2 separate regions of the Mus musculus genome follow, and region 1 is linked to region 2. A link is a loop called in an ENCODE intact Hi-C map of the cell type or tissue named here. Cell type or tissue: left cerebral cortex. All regions are shown on one strand. Links, peaks and the distances in the headings refer to the core of each region. The heading gives the core; the rest is flanking DNA. Region 1 holds the start of Gal3st2c (galactose-3-O-sulfotransferase 2C). Region 2 overlaps Gal3st2b (galactose-3-O-sulfotransferase 2B).

What was found. Hi-C counts contacts between places; a loop is a spot of excess contacts. Peaks named below come from ENCODE experiments on the same cell type or tissue, not always from the same donor. Only the 100,000 strongest peaks of a DNase experiment are listed, where the experiment ranks them.
Region 1: a loop joins it to region 2, with 6 times the contacts of the local background. A loop is called at or near these places in 7 of 42 quality-filtered maps.

Annotation. Positions count from the first base shown.
Region 1 is chr1:93,987,146-93,997,482 of GRCm38, reverse strand. Gal3st2c (galactose-3-O-sulfotransferase 2C) reads right to left here and starts at 6,978. Exons shown (of 8, transcript NM_001039219.3): 1 at 6,801-6,978; 2 at 5,719-6,037; 3 at 2,223-2,366; 4 at 1,422-1,572; 5 at 1,080-1,171. The coding sequence starts at 1,105. In left cerebral cortex, for the core only: a CTCF peak has its summit at 8,483; no DNase peak of the experiment used is centred there.
Region 2 is chr1:93,920,523-93,930,859 of GRCm38, reverse strand. The region is part of intron 1 of Gal3st2b (galactose-3-O-sulfotransferase 2B); the gene reads right to left. Among named protein-coding and RNA genes, the nearest start is that of Gal3st2b, 7.3 kb to the right of the region's middle. In left cerebral cortex, for the core only: a CTCF peak has its summit at 5,549 (motif pointing left); no DNase peak of the experiment used is centred there.

The sequences.
Region 1 (10,337 bases), core at 1,390-9,389, 67 kb before region 2:
ACCTGGCCTCCAGACTGGGATACAATAGCTAGACTTAAGTGACATCTGACCACAGGGACACACAGAATCCATGCCCACAACTTTATATGCCCCAGTACAGGAAAATGCCAGGGCCAAAAAGGGGGAGTGGGTGGGTAGGGGATTAGGGGGGTGGGTATGGGGGACCTTTGGGATAGCATTGAAAATGTAAATGAGGAAAATACCTACTTAAAAAAAAAAAAAAAAGAATCCATGCCCACATCGACCTCCCATGGAAACCACTCACAAGGTCACACAGACCCCCCCATGGGCAGCTCTGTCCCTGAGAGAGACTTCCCTTGAACTCAGTGCTCTAAAACACAGGTTTTCATCAAGCTTTCCACCATCAGACTAGGGGCCGAAGAGGCAACAGGAACCTGGCTGGTATGGAATGCCCCTAAGCTAAGGGCAGCCCTGAAGTTTACAGAGGTCTGTGCTTTGACCGTCACTAACCAGAAAACCTCTGAGCCTATCTATTCTTTATAATATTCCAACAATACCCCTGAGAAGGGAAGGGTAGATAATTCAGGGCAGAGGCCAACCTTCTCTCTATGGCTGTGAACAAGGACAAGTCTGTTAGGGCCTCAGAGCCCAGACATTCTTATAAAAACAGGGTCCCAGTCATGAGCCAGGACCAAATCACTGAACCAAGCCAGTAAGCCCCTGATCCCAGTGCCCCCACCAAAAAATCTTCAGCCCAAATAGTCCAGGAAATTCTGATACCTCTGTGCTGGGGTGGAACTTTCTTGCGGGCTTTCCAAACTCCAAAAGGCTCTCCTGTCCCAAGTGAAACTGGGCTTGAGGTATAATTCTATGGTTGAGTGCTGCTTCAGCCACAGACTGAAGGGCAAACCCCTGGGTTAATCCTCAGCATCACAAACATTAAGAGGCTGAAACAAAATCTAAAAAGATTGATTTCAAAGAAACATGAGCACTAATTCCCCAAATCCAAGCCAACTTCCTTTCAAAACAAATACGGTCAACATGTTTTGCCAGCTTCTTGAACTATTCTAGAAGGCAGGCAAGTGCCCCCCTCGGCTGGCCACCCAGAGCCGCCTTACCTCTGTGTGCCTCTCAGGATGGACATTATCCTGCCTCAGAGCCGCCAGGAGATGGACAGGGAAGTGCCAGTCAAGACCTTCCACTTCCTTGACTACAAGAGAGCCAGTTTTCAGCATGCCAGATGGGGCATAGGTTCAGTGAAAACTGAACTTAAATCCCTAGGAAGCTTACCTACTGGCTCAGGTGTGGTGCCCAATGCCCCACCCTCTACCACCCTCTACCCTCCACCCCTAACACACACACACACATAGCACACACCAGTGATCTAGCTTAACTGTTGAATCCTAATGAGAAATGAGACCTCCTCAAGGCTCAGAAGGGACAGCTGGCCCTTCACTCACCTCCCCTTCCTATATCACCAGGTGGGCAGAGCCCTGACAGCTGGAATGTCTGAGCCATGAAGATTTCCTTGGTCAAGTCAGACTTTCTTTCTCCTCACCGTCCATGTAAGCCCTCTCAGAGAGGTCTTGGAGGGAGTGGCTCCAGATGGACCTATGAGGAATCCACAGATTTCCTAATTTTTGTGCCTAATAGCAATTTGAGGGCAGGCCAATAGTTCTGTAGATGTGTAACTAAATGTCGGAAATACTTTCTTCAAAGCTTTATTTATACTAAGAAGGAAAAAAAAAAATTTTACAAACTTGGGATAAAAAAAGAGACCTTTGAAAAATGACAGTGATGTAAGAAATAAATACAAGAATGTATTTTTGTAGACTTTTACTGTATGAAAATTTTATTTCTAAGGAAATAAAATAAAGAGCTTTTAATCTGAATACTCTGGAGGCAGAGACAGGCAGAGCTGCGTGAGTTCAAGGCCAAGGGATACCCTGTCTGGTATAAAACGAAACGGGGGTCGGTAAGGCAGGTCAGCCAGGTCATACATAGTAAGAACCATCTCAAAGTTCCTTCCTTACTGACTGAATTAATTTAGCACTCTGAGAACTGCTGAACATAGTTAACACTGGAGAGGGCAGGTCCCACACAGATTGACAAGATGGCAGCTGACCCACACAGCCATAGCAATCCATGGTATGGCTCCCTAATCCTGTCCCTCGTGGCCAGCTCTGGTTCTTAGCTTAGGAGAAAGCCTTGATCACCGCCCTCCTTGTGTGGCTAAGACAACAGAACACTAAAATCCTTGCCTCTTTGCTTTGGCCAGTGGTATGAAGGTGGCTGTAAGCCAGGGTCGGCTGCTTGTTGGAGGACAGTACCCTGGAGTCTCTCACCACCCAGATGGCAAGGTCGACACAGGCTCCAGAGATGCTGTCTTAGTTACTGTTCCATTGCTGTGAAGAGACACCTTATGTGATAAGGGCGACTTATGAAAGAAATCATTTAAGCAGGGCGCTGCTGGTGCACAATTTTAATCTCAGCACTCCAGAGGCAGAGGCAGGTGGGTCTCTGTGAGATTGAGGCCAGCCTGGTCTACAAATCAAGTTCAAAGACAGCCAGGACTGTTACACAGAGAAACCTTATCTCAAAAACAAACAACAACAACAGAGAGACAGACAGACAGACAGTCAGACAAACAGAATATTTAATGAGGGACTTGCTTACAGTTCAGAGGGTTAGTCCATGGTCATCATGGTGGGAAACATGGCCACAAGTAGACAAGCAGACAGGCGCTGTGCTTGAGCAGCAGCTGTAAGCTTACATCTGATCCACAAGATGGAGGCAGAGACAGGGACGGACATACAGACAGACAGAGACAGAAACAGAAAGAGCCTGGCTTTTTGAACCTCAAAATCTACCCCAGTGACACACCTCCTCTAATAAGGCTATACCTCCTAATCTTTACCAGTTCTACCAACTGAGGTCCAAGCATTCAAATACAGGAGTCTGTGGGGAGCCATTCTCATTCAGACTTCCACATATGCCTGGGTAGATTCAGAGCCATCAGAGACTCTGAGTGAGGTAGCTGTTAGCCCCATCCACTGAGGGTCTTGCCCTCAGCATAGCAATTCCTGTTCAGCTCACCAGTGTGTCCAACTACTAAGAGATGGAGCCCACAACCAAACCCCTCCCCCAAATTGTGTTATCTCAAGAAGCAGTTGCTCAGAGCTTGTTGGCTGAGAAACTTCAGTATAGGTGTGGTGGTTTGAATAGGAATGGCCCCCGTACGATCATATATTTGAATGCTTGATCACTAGGGAACAGAGCTACTTGATAGCCATTAGGGCATGTGGCCTTGGTAGCTAAAGAATGTCACTGGGGATAGGCTTTGAGGTTTCAAATGCTCATGCCAATCTAGGGGTACTCTCTCTTCCTGCTGCCTGCTGATGCGGATGTAGAACTCTCAGCTCCCTCTCCAGCACCATGTCAGCCTGCATGCCGCCCACCATGTCTGCCTGCATGCCGCCATGCTTCTCTCTTATGAGGATAACAGACTAAGCTTCTGAATCTGTAAGCCAGACCTTGTTAATATTTTCCTTTATCAGAGTTGCAGTGGGGCTGGCAGGTTGGCTCAGCAAGTAAGAGCACTGACTGCTCTTCTGAAGGTCCAAATCCCAGCAACCACATGGTGGCTCCCAACCACCCATGATGAGATCTGACGCCCTCTTCTGGTGTGTCTGAAGACAGCAACAGTGTACTTATATATAAAATAATAAATAAATCTTAAAAAAACCAAAAGAGTTGCTGTGTTCATGGCATCATTTCATAGTAATAGAACACGGACTAAGAAAAAATAGATAAATAGAGATATCACCACTAATCAGGGCAACAAGTGACCTGGCCACGATGGATCCCAAGTCCATATAGAAAATCACCTTGGTGGTGGAGACACACTTACAGCAGGTAGAAGACGAGTTTTGTCACAGAGCACACCAGTCAGGTATCGGGGTCCCTGGAATGAGGGTCCTTAAAGCTAGGTGAGGTGGGTAAGAATTTGGCTGGGACAAACAGAAACAAACACAGAAGCAGTTTGAATCTGAGTGTATTCTGCAGCTCTCAAGCAGGGGATTTTATACATTAAAAAAAAAAAAAAAAAAAAAAAAAATTACGGGCTGGTGAGATGGCTCAGTGGGTAAGAGCACCCGACTGCTCTTCCGAAGGTCAGGAGTTCAAATCCCAGCAACCACATGGTGGCTCACAACCATCTGTAACAAGATCTGACTCCCTCTTCTGGAGTGTCTGAAGACAGCTACAGTGTACTTACATATAATAAATAAATAAATCTTTAAAAAAAAAAAAAAAAAAAAAATTACAACTCTTAAAAACTGTATCCAGCAAAATAATCACAAATACCAACAAAAGTCATTTGGCAGAGTAAAGCACAAAAATCATCCAAATGTTACAACTCTGAAACTATGTATTCAGTGAATCACAAGCAGAACAGGTAAGATCATTATTAATATAAAGCATCCAAATATAACAATTCTAAAAGGATTTATTCAGTGAGGCAGACATCCAAGGCTAGTGGCATATTTCCAAGAGCAGGTTAATAAATCCTTATGGTCACTGCTCTTAACCGCCGGGCTAACTCTCTAACCCCATATGTTCATTTTTTATTTAACATCTAATGCCTGATTTTTTAATAAATGTTTGATGCATACATTTTAACTATTTTAATTCTTTCTAATTAAGGCTTTCTTTACCATATACCAAAACCAACTGCTGATGACACATGTGTAGCTATATGAAATTTCATTGTTGGGAAAGTTTTTTGTTTATCACAACAGTTTTGTAAATTATTTAAAAAGCAAAGCATTGATTTCCCCTGGGATAAGGTCATGCTAGTGACCCCATCTCGAGGGATATAGTTTCGTACCCACTATTCTCGCTTAAGAATCTGGCCTAGGATACCCAGGAACACGTAAGTAAGAAAAGGAATAAGAGAAAACAAAACAGATAGATTGCCATGAGAACTACGGTTCAATAATTTTTCTCCAGCAAAGAGTTCCACAACCGGTTCCAGGAGAGCTTCCTGTTTTAAGGTCGATCGCTTCAGTCTGGGGAACTTGTCACACAGATCCTATTGGAGGTGGTGTGGCAGAGTTTCAACCATTTCCCAACTAGAACAGATACCAAATGAGTAATCATATTGACACTGTGGATTAAAAAGAACACTGACTTCAGGCCCACACTGTGATGGAACTTGAAGTCATAAAGAAGACAGCTGCCACACATAAGCGGTGAGAGCTGCCGATAACTTACACTGAAATCCAAAATGCCATTTCCCCAAGCCTTGAGAAAGCCAAACTGCTTCATTCATCTAATTACTCTGTGGATACAGGATTTATTTGGGTTTGTTGTTGTTGTTGTTGCTTCCTTTGTTTGGTTTTTTGTTATTTTTTTTCCCAACACAGGGCTTGTCTGACAGCCCTGGCTATCCTGGAACATGTTCTGTAGACCAGGCTGGTCTTGAACCCAGAGATCCACCTGCCACTGCCTCCCAAGCGCTGGGATTGAAGGCGTGCGCCTCCCCTGCCCATCAACAGTGATACTGGAACAGGGACTTGAAAGTACTTAGGTTTTATAAAGCATGTGTTAGGTTTACAAAGTGTTCCCCTTCCCCTCCCAGTTTTTCACGTGAGTTTTAGAGTCCTCACATCCTGGCAAACTGTCTCCTAATTATTAAACATTAAAAGTTCTGTGGTTCCTGACTTAAAAGAGAAGAAGGTAGTGGGAAGGCCTCACCTCAGTCCTTTCAACAACTTTCTTCACTGGGGTCAGGTGCTGGGCATGATTCCCTAAGGCCAGCGCGCATCTCAGAACTTAGAGGAAGTGCAAGGGGTCTGCCAAGTAGCTCTCCAGGCTAACAGTAGGTGATCTGATGGATAAGCAGTACCAGGCTGTTCTCCACCCTGTGGCTCACCTCCCCCACATTCCACTCAGAACATGGGAAGGGCTGCTTCTCTTCATGAGAGACTCTCACAGATCCTCCTGCCCAGGCTCCACATGTTCAGAGACACACAGGGTCAGAGTGGATCTTCTGTGCCTTCCCCTAAAAAAAAATCTGATGATACTTTAGTTGCTCCATAATGGCAGTGGCCCAGAAGGCAGCAGATTGCCCAGGACACATATAGTCAGGTCCCCAAACTCGCACCCTCTTCCAGGCTATGGTTCCAGTTCACTGGATTCTCTGTGGTTTACAGGGTCTAAACAGGAAGAAGATACCATCTACTTTCATGCCACTGGGAACAGACAGGACAGTATGATATGACGCTGAGCAGTGGCCCCTAGCCACAGGCTCCTCCAGAATGAGGATCTGGAAGGAGTGGCCAGCCAAACAGAAGGGGCAGTCTGCCATGACCAAGGGGCTCTACCTAGAGGCTGCCTGAGACAAAGAGATTGTGGGTTCTAGCCCCTCCCTAAGGTTTCAAAGACTCAAAGTTCAATTCCCAGCAACCGTATGGCAGCTTACAGCACCAAACACTCCTCTCTAGTGGAGCATGATCCTGCCCAGAAGACACAGCAATCCCCAACTGGTCTTCCTGTCCCATGCATTGCATAAGGACAGTTCCATCTACCTAGGGTTATGCCTTCTCTCAGACCAGCCCTGCCAATGTGATGTAGAAAGTGGCCCCTCTCAGCCAGACCCACAGCTAGCAGGAGAAGTGTGCTACCAAGGCTGATCAAACCCACTAGTTTGTTTTTCTAGTTTGTGCTGCCTGACCAGCCAGCATTGAGGCCAGGCAGATGTGACTAGAGAACAAAGGATCAATTCTTGATTTCTGGGTTTCAGAACCCAGGCCAGGGGTTGAGGACCAGGAGACTACCTGTTAAGCAGAAGGCAAGGGCAGCCAGGGGCCAGGCTGGAGTGACCTGCAGTAGGGAGGGCTCCAGTCCAGGGGATCCCTCTTATGCACCCCTTTTAGCTCAGGGTTCAATGAGAACCTGTGGGGAGCGGGTGTGGCGGCAGTCCCAAAGGCGCCAGGGACTGCAGCTAAGTCATATGACTTGCACCTGACTTCCTCATATAAGACACAAACATCTTGAGTGCTGCGCAGGTGTACCAGGATACAGGTGAATCCAATTTGGTGGAGATTTGCCCCTGCTGCCCTGATTAGCTGAAGCCTTGTGACTGGCGAGGGGGTGTGGCCTGCGGTGCGTGGATGAGAGAGAGTATAAAAGAGTGAGAGGCCCAGGGTTCGGGGGAGATATAAAAACAGGGGAGATATAAACAGGGGAGATATAAACAGGGAGATATAAACAAGGGAGAGATATAAACAAGGGAGATAAAAACAAGGGAGATATAAACAAGGGAGATATATGGAGAAAGAAGAAACAGGACTGAATAAATGTGTGCAGAAGGATCCTGTAGCAGCGTCGTTCTTCCTGGCCTGTTGAGCGCGCGCAAGAAGAACCAACAGGAGGACCTATCTGGATGCTAATGGGTTTTCCTTTTTCCAGAGTTGGAGGCAAATATTCCCACCCAGTTAAATGCACGGTACACATCCCACAAGTCTTCTGGGATGTATCCTAAAGACTCACACTGCATCCACTCCCACTGTCCCAAAGACCCACGGGCCATATAAACATAAGTGTAGCTCGCACAACTACACTGCCTGAAGACTTAAGGTCCAGCAGCCTCCCAGTCTATAGATAAATAGGAGTCCAACTTCCCAGGGCAACTGTCCCAAGGCACACCTGTCTAAAAAACAACTGGATGATCACTCACATGGAAAGACCACTGCAGTCTATAGATAAGAACATCATGGGCTGGACTATATGCACCCAGGCAGGCCATCACCCAGCACAGGCCACAGTCAAGCCTCTTCTAAACACTGTCCAAGACTCGGAGCCCCTTCTTCTCTACTACCCTGACAAGCACTGTTCTAGAAACCCTGCAGCTAATCTCAAACTAGTCAGGAACATGCCTCCCATCAAGAGAAATTGAGACAGGTTTTACTGGGCATTACCCCCCACCCATAAAGACATAGCCCCAGCCTGACAAGTTCCACTCCACCTGCAGAAACAATATGCCCAGGTACTGGGAACAACCCACCCTGCTTCCCACCAAACCACAAAAGAGGAGCTGGTGAGATTGCTAAGTGGGTAAGAGCACTGACTGCTCTTCTGAAGGTTCTGAGTTCAAATCCTAGCAACCACATGGTGGCTCACAACCTCTGTAATGAGATCTAACTCCCTCTTCTTGTGTGTCTAAAGATAGCCACAGTGAGCTTACATCTAATAATAAATAAATCTGATTGGGGCCAGAGCGAGCATAAGTCCTGAGTTCAATTCTCAGCAACCACATGATGGCTCACGACCCCTTGAACAGCTACAGTGTACTCATATACATAAAAAAAAATCTTTAAAAAAAACACATAAGAGGAGCTGTAACTTCTTGTAGCTGTGAACTCACACACTCTTGCACATGTATCTGTTTGTGCTCTACAGACAGGAATCTATCCATGAATAATGGCCATGACTATCCCATGCCCTCTAGCTGTGAGTCTATGCAGGACATGTCCCAGTCTGTTCTCAGACCTGGGGCAGGAAATGTCAAGGACTTTTCAGGGACAGACCCGGCCCTAACCAGTGATAAGGGCCATGCTGAGGAAAAAATAGTTACCTTAGGACATTTGCACGTTTTTTTTTTTTTAAGAAAAAAAAAAAAAAAAAAAAAAAAAAAAAAAAAACATGATACCAGGTTCAGAGCTTGGATACGCCACCATGAAGGAGTGCACTAGGGTTAGTGACCTCAACACAGCAGCTCCACTGAAACTGGGCTTGCCCTCTGCTCCCACTGACAGCCTGGGGAAAGGGATCATCTTCAAATGCCTATGGGTCACCTACCTGACCAGACTTTGAGATTCTAGATGGGCAGCAATGAGGAGTTGCAACCAAGGTACCCAGCAGTGTCTTCTACATCACCTATATCCAGGGGCAGGAGCTGGTTCACAGTGGTTACCAGTGGGTAGTGTGATGGACCGGGAGAACATAACCTGGACCAGTAAGGTGTCCATGTCTGCAACCATACAAAGCACTGTCTCCTAATCATCTCGTATGACAGCTGTCCTCTTTCTGTGAAGCAGGCTGCTATGGAAGACCACATAGCCCCTTGTCGTCCTGGGCAGGGTCTGCACATGCCCAAGCCACCTCCCTAGGGCTGAGACTCCAGGCCATGCTTGCTCACATCACAGAGAAGCTGCTGATCCTCGGTATACTCCTCCCACCGTCCTGGTTAGGTAACGATGTCTCATATTGCAATGGTTTAGATATCTGGCAGTGGAATCCTAAACTTCTAATCCAAACACAATACCCTCTCCCAGCTTGCACACTGGAGACTTCCCGTCTGTGTGGAATGGGAGTAGAGTCCTCATGGTCACCTGTTCTAGCTTTTTAAGACAGGATCTCACTATGGAACCCTGACTGGCTTGGAACTCTCTATATCAGAGATCTGCCTTCTCTGCCTCCCAAATGCTAGATTACAAACCAGCATCACCACACCCAGCTCTCTCCCACAGGGAGAGACATCTTCTGACTGTAGGCTTACTCTTCTGTGGGGAGGTGTGAGAGACTACAGGCATTAAGGAGATGGCTGTGTCAGAGGCCTGAGGAGCCTGGAGTAATCTCATTGGTCAGTTAGCAAGTCCATTTTCCCATCTGTTTCTAACTAGGTTTTCTGCATGGGTGGAACTCACTACTCCACTGGTCAGTGGTAACAACATTAGATGGTTTGTTTTACAGCTACACTCTGCTACACCAACCATGCTCTATTTCACAGGCTCTAACTTCAAAATGCACTCTCTTCAAAACACAAAAGAAAAGCTAGAGGCGACCTAAGAAGAGACCCTTCCCCTGGGATGGATGAATCAAAGGGGGCTTCACATAGCTCATCAAGAGCAAATGGCAGCCCCTTCGCTTACCACATACCCTGTGAGCTTCACAGAACAATGCTCAGAGGAGCAAGAGGAAGGCTGGTCCTGGCAGGAAGGGCTCCACACGTACCTGTGTTGGGATCCCCACATTCGCTATAACCTATCTGTAGCACACTACAGGCAGGAGCTACAGCCTCTCACTCTTTGCTTGCTCACATTCCTAACACTAACTTTCTAATCCATGTGTGAAGACACATTGGGAATTCAGAGCACACTAGATGTGTGGAGAGATGTAATGAGCCACAACTTTACAATTAACTTTATGTGAATCATTTTCTAGCAGCAGCAAGTTGTAGTTCAAATTTTTTCCAGAAACTGATAGCAGGAAAAAAATATGGTAGGTGTATTCAGCCTTCCAGACTGCCAGGTCATGAGACAAGCCAAGTGATAGAGAACAGTGTGTAGACCACATGACTGAAAGTCGCTTCT
Region 2 (10,337 bases), core at 1,381-9,380:
ACACAGGTCTACAATATGTCAGGTGACATCTACAAGCAAAACAGTATACCATCTAACCAGGAACTGGCCAGGACCTGATTGAATCATGAGGCGGCCTGTTATTTTTTAGGATTCCTGACAGAAAGAGCCCTTCCCAGGCAGTGTCAAGCCAATATGCCCCATAAAAAGATAAAAGAACAGTCAACAAAGGAGGTCCCCCATGGACAGAACACTGATCTCGGTCCTTCCTTTCTTCCTTCTTTCCTTCCTTCCTTCCTTCCTTCCTTCCTTCCTTCATGTTTGTTTGTTTGTTTGTTTGTTTGTTTTTTTCTTGAGACAGTCTCTCTGTAGCTCTGGCTGTCCTGAAATTTGTTTGTGATGAGAATTCTGGAGATGGCTCAGCTGCTAAGAGCACTGACTGTTCTTCCAGTGGTCCTGAGCTCAATTCCCAGCAACCACATGATGGCTCACAACCATCTGCAATGGGACCTGAGACCATCTTCTAGTGTGCCTGAAGACAGCTATAGTATACTCATATACATAAAACAAACAAAACTCTAAAAAGACATAGAACTATTATAAGAATGTTTTGTTTTAACCCCAGGTGTGGGATGTGGGGCAGCTTCAGATTGTCCACAGCAGCTGACTACCATTTGCCTCCTGTGCTGGCAGAGGCATGGTTTTGCCAGCTGCAGATAGTTTCAGCAACTGTGTGACATTTGGAATTCTGGGGACTTTTCAGAGGTTATATACATGTTAGGGCCCCATGAGAGGTTGTCTGTGGTTTGTTAAGTAGTCACACATAAGGAAGAAGCTTGAAGAAATTTAGAGATCCTGACCTCGAATATCAAACTTGTGCCAAGGAATTCAATGTCCTGATCAGCAGAAAGTAGTCTAATGATAACGTCCACCACCACCCCTTTCCCCTCTATCCCTTTTTCTCTCCTATCTAGTGTGAGGGGATTGAAAAGGTGCAATAAGGGCAGAGAAGAACTCACAAAGTAGGCAAAAGTTGGGTTACAGTTGCTATGTAGTCCAGGCTGGTTTGAAAATCAGAGAGGTCTGCCTACTTCTACCTCCCCAGTGCTGAGATTAAAGGTATACACCACCACACTCAGCAGGTAATTTCACTTATTTATTTGCTTGCTTGATTAATTATTGAAATGTGATCTCACTTGTAACTGCGGCTAGCTTTGAATTCACAAGAGATCTTCCTGCTTATGCAGCCTCAGTGGTGGGATTAAAGGCATTGTCCTGTAAAGGCTTCCTCAGAGAATAGAACATGCCATCTTGTGGGAAGCTCCTTCAGCTGGCAGATAAACAACTCAAAATACCTTTAGAAGTCCCTGAAATTGAGCAGATTCAATAGACACCACTACCTCACCTCCAGAGTAAGCAATAAAAGATGAGGGTCTCCCTGGATCTTTAAGACTGAGACCAGAACAACTACCTAGAAGAGGTTTAGATCAACTGAGGCACCTGGAAAGGACAGTCTCCAAACTGCTGAGCTGCCTGGAGGTTGTACAGTGAGCTCCAGGTCCTCAGCTCTGCAAGCTGACACCCATGCTCTGGGATGGGCTTTGGTGATGCAGTTAACTCTGAATCATTTCTGTTTCTTTAAGTAACCTCTCACCCACAAGTAAGTGACCCCAATAAAACTAATTCCTTATCAAATTGGACTTTAGTGGTACACTATCTGTACTTTGGTTACTCTAGGGTTCCTCATCTGGGATGAGTAGATGATTTAAGTATTGTCTCCCCAGAGAAAAGTTGTCACGCATCAGACATTCTGAGGCCACCACACTTAGCCTCAGTTCTTATCTCTCCCACCCTGTTGGGCCAACACAGTGGACACCAGCAAAATATACCTAAGCTTCCTTACTTTACCCACTCCTCTGCAAAGCCAGCCTCCAGACTGGGATACAATAGCTGGCCTTAAGTGACAGCTTACCACAGGGACACACAGAATCCATGCCCACATCGGCCTCCCATGAAAACCACTCACAAGGTCACATAGACCCCCCATGGACAACTCAGTCCCTGAGAGAGACTTCCCTTGAGCTCAGTGCTCTAAAGCACAGGTTTTCATCAAGCTTTCCACCATCAGACTAGGTGCGGAAGAGACAACAGGAACCTGGCTAGTATGGAATGCCCCTAAGCTAAGGGCAGCCCTGAAGTTTACAGAGGTCTGTGCTTTGACCGTCACTAACCAGAAAACCTCTGAGCCTATCTATTCTTTATAATATTCCAACAATACCCCTGAGAAGGGAAGGGTAGATAATTCAGGGCAGAGGCCAACCTTCTCTCTATGGCTGTGAACAAGGACAAGTCTGTCAGGGCCTCAGAGCCCAGACATTCTTATAAAAACAGGGTCCCAGTCATGAGCCAGGACCAAATCACTGAACCAAGCCAGTAAGCCCCTGATCCCAGTGCCCCCACCAAAAAATCTTCAGCCCAAATAGTCCAGGAAATTCTGATACCTCTGTGCTGGGGTGGAACTTTCTTGCGGGCTTTCCAAACTCCAAAAGGCTCTCCTGTCCCAAGTGAAACTGGGCTTGAGGTATAATTCTATGGTTGAGTGCTGCTTCAGCCACAGACTGAAGGGCAAATCCCTGGGTTAATCCTCAGCATCACAAACATTAAGAGGCTGAAACAAAATCTAAAAAGATTGATTTCAATGAAACATGAGCACTAATTCCCCAAATCCAAGCCAACTTCCTTTCAAAGACGAATACCGTCAACATGTTTTGCCAGCTTCTTGAACTATTTTAGAAGACAGGCAAGTGCCCCCCTCGGCTGGCCACCCAAGCCACCTTACCTCTGTGTGCCTCTCAGGATGGACATTATCCTGCCTCAGAGCCGCCAGGAGATGGACAGGGAAGTGCCAGTCAAGACCTTCCACTTCCTTGACTACAAGACAGCCAGTTCTCAGCATGCCAGATGGGGCATAGGTTCAGTGAAAACTGAACTTAAATCCCTAGGAAGCTTACCTACTGGCTCAGGTGTGGTGCCCAATGCCCCACCCTCTACCCCCCATCCCAACACACACACACACATAGGACACACCAGTGACCTAGCTTAACTGTTGAATCCTAATGAGAAATGAGACCTCCTCCAAGGCTCAGAAGGGACAGCTGGCCCTTCCCTCCTCTCCCCTTCCTGTATCACCAGGCGGGCGGAGCCCTGGCAGCTGGAATGTCTGAGCCATGAAGATTTCCTTGGTCAAGTCAGACTTTCTCTTTCTCCTCACCATCCATGTTAGCCCTCTCAGAGAGGTCTTGGAGGGAGTGGCTCCAGATGGACCTATGAGGAATCCACAGATTTCCTAATTTTTGTGCCTAATAGCAATTTGAGGGCGGGCTAATAGTTCTGTAGATGTGTAACTAAATGTCGGAAATACTTTCTTCTTCAAAGCTTTATTTATACTAAGAAGGAAAAAAATTTTTTTACAAACTTGGGATAAAAAAAGAGACCTTTGAAAGATGACTGTGATGTAAGAAATAAATACAAGAATGTATTTTTGTAGACTTTTACTGTATGAAAATTTTATTTCTAAGGAAATAAAATAAAGAGCTTTTAATCTGAATACTCTGGAGGCAGAGACAGGCAGAGCTGCGTGAGTTCAAGGCCAAGGCATACCCTGTCTGGTATAAAACGAAACGGGGGTCGGTAAGGCAGGTCAGCCAGGTCATACATAGTAAGAGCCTATCTCAAAGTTCCTTCCTTACTGACTGAATTAATTTAGCGCTCTGAGAACTGCTGAACATAGTTAACACGGGAGAGGGCAGGTCCCACACAGACTGACAAGATGGCAGCTGACCCACACAGCCATAGCAATCCATGGTATGGCTCCCTAATCCTGTCCCTCGTGGCCAGCTCTGGTTCTTAGCTTAGGAGAAAGCCTTGATCACCGCCCTCCTTGTGTGGCTAAGACAACAGAACACTAAAATCCTTGCCTCTTTGCTTTGGCCAGTGGTATGAAGGTGGCTGTAAGCCAGGGTCGGCTGCTTGTTGGAGGACAGTACCCTGGAGTCTCTCACCACCCAGATGGCAAGGTCGACACAGGCTCCAGAGATGCTGTCTTAGTTACTGTTCCATTGCTGTGAAGACTCCTTATGTGATAAGGGCGACTTATGAAAGAAAGCATTTAAGCAGGGCACTACTGGTGCACAATTTTAATCTCAGCACTCCAGAGGCAGAGGCAGGTGTGTCTCTGTGAGATTCAGCCTGGTCTACAAATCAAGTTCAAAGACAGCCAGGACTGATACACAGAGAAACCTTATCTCAAAAACAAACAACAACAACAGAGAGAGAGAGAGAGAGAGAGAGAGAGAGAGAGACAGACAGACAGACAGACAGACAGACAGACAGAATATTTAATGAGGGGCTTGCTTACACAGAGGGTTAATCCATGGTCATCATGGCGGGAAACATGGCCACAAGTAGACAAGCAGACAGGCACTGTGCTTGAGCAGCAGCTGTAAGCTTACATCTGATCCACAAGATGGAAGCAGAGACAGGGACGGACATACAGACAGACAGAGACAGAAACAGAAAGAGCCTGCCTGGCTTTTGAACCTCAAAATCTACCCCAGTGACACACCTCCTCTAATAAGGCTATACCTCCTAATCTTTACCAGTTCTACCAACTGAGGTCCAAGCATTCAAATACAGGAGTCTGTGGGGAGCCATTCTCATTCAGACTTCCACATATGCCGGGTAGATTCAGAGCCATCAGAGACTCTGAGTGAGGTAGCTGTTAGCCCCATCCACTGAGGGTCTTGCCCTCAGCATAGCAATTCCTGTTCAGCTCACCAGTGTGTCCAACTACTAAGAGATGGAGCCCACAACCAAACCCCTCCCCCAAATTGTGTTATCTCAAGAAGCAGTTGCTCGGAGCTTGTTGGCTGAGAAACTTCAGTATAGGTGTGGTGTTTTGAATAGGAATGGCCCCCGTACGATCATATATTTGAATGCTTGGTCACTAGGGAACAGAGCTACTTGATAGCCATTAGGGCATGTGGCCTTGGTAGCTAAAGAATGTCACTGGGGATAGGCTTTGAGGTTTCAAATGCTCATGCCAATCTAGGGGTACTCTCTCTTCCTGCTGCCTGCTGATGCGGATATAGAACTCTCAGCTCCCTCTCCAGCACCATGTCTGCCTGCATGCCGCCATGCTTCTCTCTTTGTTGTTGTTTTGTTTTGTTTTTTTGTTTTTTTGTTTTTTAGGTTTTTCGAGACAGGGTTTCTCTGTGTAGCCCTGGCTGTCCTGGAACTCACTCTGTAGACCAGGCTGGCCTCGAACTCAGAAATCTGCCTGCCTCTGCCTCCCAAGTGCTAGGATTAAAGGCGTGCGCCACCACACCCGGCTCATGCTTCTCTCTTATGAGGATAACAGACTAAGCCTCTGAATCTGTAAGCCAGACCTTGTTAATATTTTCCTTTATCAGAGTTGCTGTGGGGCTGGCAGGTTGGCTCAGCAAGTAAGAGCACTGACTGCTCTTCTGAAGGTCCAAATCCCAGCAACCACATGGTGGCTCCCAAACACCCATGATGAGATCTGACGCCCTCTTCTGGTGTGTCTGAAGACAGCAACAGTGTACTTATATATAAAATAATAAATAAATCTTAAAAAAAACAAAAGAGTTGCTGTGTTCATGGCATCATTTCATAGTAATAGAACACGGACTAAGAAAAAATAGATAAATAGAGATATCACCACTAATCAGGGCAACAAGTGACCTGGCCACAATGGATCCCAAGTCCATATAGAAAATCACCTTGGTGGTGGAGACACACTTACAGCAGGTACAAGACAAGTTTTGTCACAGAGCACCCCAGTCAGGTATCGGGGTCCCTGGAATGAGGGTCCTTAAAGCTAGGTGAGGTGGGTAAGAATTTGGCTGGGACAAACAGAAACAAACACAGAAGCAGTTTGAATCTGAGTGTATTCTGCAGCTCTCAAGCAGGGGATTTTATACATTAAAAAAAATTACAACTCTTAAAAACTGTATCCAGCAAAATAATCACAAATACCAACAAAAGTCATTTGGCAGAGTAAAGCACAAAAATCATCCAAATGTTACAACTCTGAAACTATGTATTCAGTGAATCACAAGCAGAACAGGTAAGATCATTATTAATATAAAGCATCCAAATATAACAATTCTAAAAGGATTTATTCAGTGAGGCAGACATCCAAGGCTAGTGGCATATTTCCAAGAGCAGGTTAATAAATCCTTATGGTCACTGCTCTTAACCGCCGGGCTAACTCTCTAACCCCATATGTTCATTTTTTATTTAACATCTAATGCCTGATTTTTTAATAAATGTTTGATGCATACATTTTAACTATTTTAGTTCTTTCTAATTAAGGCTTTCTTTACCATATACCAAAACCAACTGCTGATGACACATGTGTAGCTATATGAAATTTCATTGTTGGGAAAGTTTTTTGTTTATCACAACAGTTTTGTAAATGATTTAAAAAGCAAAGCATTGATTTCCCCTGGGATAAGGTCATGCTAGTGACCCCATCTCAAGGGATAGTTTCGTACCCACTATTCTCGCTTAAGAATCTGGCCTAGGATACCCAGGAACACGTAAGTAAGAAAAGGAATAAGAGAAAACAAAACAGATAGATTGCCATGAGAACTACGGTTCAATAATTTTTCAACAGCAAAGAGTCCCACAACCGGTTCCAGGAGAGCTTCCAGTTTTAAGGTCGATCGCTTCAGTCTGGGGAACTTGTCACACAGATCCTATTGGAGGTGGTGTGGCAGAGTTTCAACCATTTCCCAACTAGAACAGATACCAAATGAGTAATCATATTGACACTGTGGATTAAAAAGAACACTGACTTCAGGCCCACACTGTGATGGAACTTGAAGTCATAAAAAAGACAGCTGCCACACATAAGCGGTGAGAGCTGCCGATAACTTACACTGAAATCCAAAATGCCATTTACCCAAGCCGGGAAACAGCCAAACTGCTTCATTCATCTAATTACTATGTGGACACAGGATTTATTTGGGTTTGTTGTTGTTGTTGTTGTTGTTTCATTTGTTTGGTTTTTTGTTTTTTGTTTTTTGTTTTTTTGTTTTTTTGTTTTTTTGTTTTTTTGTTTTTTTCGCAAAACAGGGCTTCTCTGACAGCCCTGGCTATCCTGGAACATGTTCTGTAGACCAGGCTGGTCTTGAACTCAGAGATCCACCTGCCACTGCCTCCCAAGCGCTGGGATTGAAGGCGTGAGCCTCCCCTGCCCATCAACAGTGATACTGGAACAGGGACTTGAAAGTACTTAGGTTTTATAAAGCATGTGCTCTCACCACAGCTGATATCGTTAGGTTTACAAAGTGTTCCCCTTCCCCTCCCAGTTCTTCACGTGAGTTTTAGAGTCCTCACATCCTGGCAAACTGTCTCCTAATTATTAAACATTAAAAGTTCTGTGGTTCCTGACTTAAAAGAGAAGAAGGTAGTGGGGAGGCCTCACCTCAGTCCTTTCAACAACTTTCTTCACTGGGATCAGGTGCTGGGCATGATTCCCTAAGGCCAGCACGCATCTCAGAACTTAGAGGAAGTGCAAGGGGTCTGCCAAGTAGCTCTCCAGGCTAACAGCAGGTGATCTGATGGATAAGCAGTACCAGGCTGTTCTCCACCCTGTGGCTCACCTCCCCCACATTCCACTCAGAACATGGGAAGGGCTGCTTCTCTTCATGAGAGACTCTCACAGATCCTCCTGCCCAGGCTCCACATGTTCAGAGACACACAGGGTCAGAGTGGATCTTCTGTGCCCACCCCCCACCCAAAAAAAAAAAAATCTGATGATACTTTAGCTGCTCCATAAGGGCAGTGGCCCAGAAGGCAGCAGATTGCCCAGGACACATATAGTCAGGTCCCCAAACTTGCACCCTTCTTCCAGACTGTGGCCCTAGTTCCGTGGATTCTCTGTGGTTTACAGGGTCTAAACAGGAAGAAGACACCATCTACTTTCGTGCCACTGGGAACAGACAGGACAGTGTGATATGGCGCTGAGCAGTGGCCCCTAGCCACAGGCTCCTCCAGAATGAGGATCTGGAAGGAGTGGCCAGCCAAACAGAAGGGGCAGTCTGTCATGACCAAGGGGCTCTACCTAGAGGCTGCCTGAGACAAAGAGATTGTGGGTTCTAGCCCCTCCCTAAGGTTTCAAAGACTCAAAGTTCAATTCCCAGCAACCATATGGCAGCTTACAGCACCAAACACTCCTCTCTAGTGGAGCATGATCCTGCCCAGAAGACACAGCAATCCCCAACTGGTCTTGCTGTCCCATGCATTGCATAAGGACAGTTCCATCTACCTAGGGTTCCGCCTTCTCTCAGACCAGCCCTGCCAATGTGATGTAGAAAGTGGAGCCTCCCATGATATGCACTCACTGACAAGCGGATATTAGCCCAGAAACTTAGAATACCCAAGATACAATTTGCAAAACACATGAAACTCAAGAAGGAAGACCAAAGTGTGGATACTTCATTTCTTCTTAGAATGGAGAACAAAAAACCATGGAAGGAGTTATAGAGACTAAGTTCGGAGCTGAGATAGAAGGAAGGACCATCCAGAGACTGCCCCACCCTGGGGATCCATTCCATATACAACCACGAAACCCAGACACTATTATTGCATATGCCAGAAAGATTTTGCAGACATGACCCTGATATAGCTATCTCTTGTGAGGCTATGCCAGTGCCTGGCAAATGCAGAAGTGGATGCTCACAGTCATCTATTGCATGGAAAACAGGGCCCCTAATGAAGGAGCCAGAGAAAGTACCCAAGGAGCTAAAGGGGTCTACAACCCTATAGGAGGAACAACAATATGAACTAACCAGTACCCCCCAGAGCTGTGTCTCTAGTTGCATATGTAGCAGAGGATGGCCCAGTTGGCCATCAATGGGAGGAGAGTCCCCTGGTCTTGTGAAGAATCATATACCCCAATACAGGGGAATGCCAGGGCCAAGAAGCAGGAGTGGGTGGGTTTGGAATCAGGGTGGGTGGAGGAGGGTATAGGGGACTTTCAGGATAGCATTTGAAATGTAAATGAAGAAAATATATAATAAGAAAGAAAGATCAGCGGGGCATGGTGACCCATGACTTTAATCCCAGCACTCAGGAGGCAGAGGCAGGCGGATTTCTGAATTCGAGGCCAGCCTGGTCTACAAAGTAAGTTCCAGGACAGCCAGGGCTATACAGAGAAACCCTGTCTCGAAACCACCCCCCCCCCAAAAAAAAGAGAGAAAGAGACAGACAGACAGACAGACAGACAGACAGACAGACAGACAGACAGAAAGGATGGAAGGAAGGAAGGAAAAAAGAAAGTGGCCCCCCTCAGCCAGAACACAGCTAGCAGGAAAAGTGTGCTACCAAGGCTGATCAAACACTAGTTTGCTTTTCTAGTTGGTGCTGCCTGACCAGCCAGCATCGAGGCCAGGCAGATGTGACCAGAGAACAAAGGATCAATTCTTGATTTCTGGGTTTCAGAACCCAGGCCAGGGGTTGAGGACCAGGAGACTACCTGTTAAGCAGAAGGCAAGGGCAGCCAGGGGCCAGGCTGGAGTGACCTGCAGTAGGGAGGGCTCCAGTCCAGGGGATCCCTCTTATGCACCCCTTTTAGCTCAGGGTTCAATGAGAACCAACAGGAGGACCTATCTGGATGCTAATGGGTTTTCCTTTTTCCAGAGTTGGAGGCAAATATTCCCATCCAAGTTAAATGCACGGTACACATCCCATGAGTCACCTGGAATGTATCCTAAAGACTCACACTGCACTCACTCCCACTGTCCCAAAGACCCACGGGCCACATAACCAAAAATGTAGCTCTCACAACTACACTGCCTGAACACTAAGGCAGGGCCCAACAGCCACCCATTCTATAGATAAATAGGAGTCCAACTTCCCAGGGCAACTGTCCCAAGGCACACCTGTCTAAATAACAGCTGGATGATGACCAACACGGAAAGACTACTGCAGTCCTGTAGATAAGAACATCATGGGCTTAATCCCAGCACCCGGGAGGCAGAGGCAGGCGGATTTCTGAGTTCGAGGCCAGCCTGGTCTACAGAGTGAGTGCCAGGACAGCCAGGGCTACACAGAGAAACCCTGTCTCGAAAAACCAAAAAAAAAAAAAAAAAAAAAAAAGAACATCATGGGCTGGACTATATGCACCCAGGCAGGCCATCACCCAGCACAGGCCACAGTCAAGCCTCTTCTGAACACTGTCCAAGACTCAGAGCCCCTTCTTCTCTACTACCCTGACAAGCACTGTTCTAGAAACCCTGCAGCTAATCTCAAACTAGTCAGGAAGATGCCTCCCATCAAGAGAAATTGAG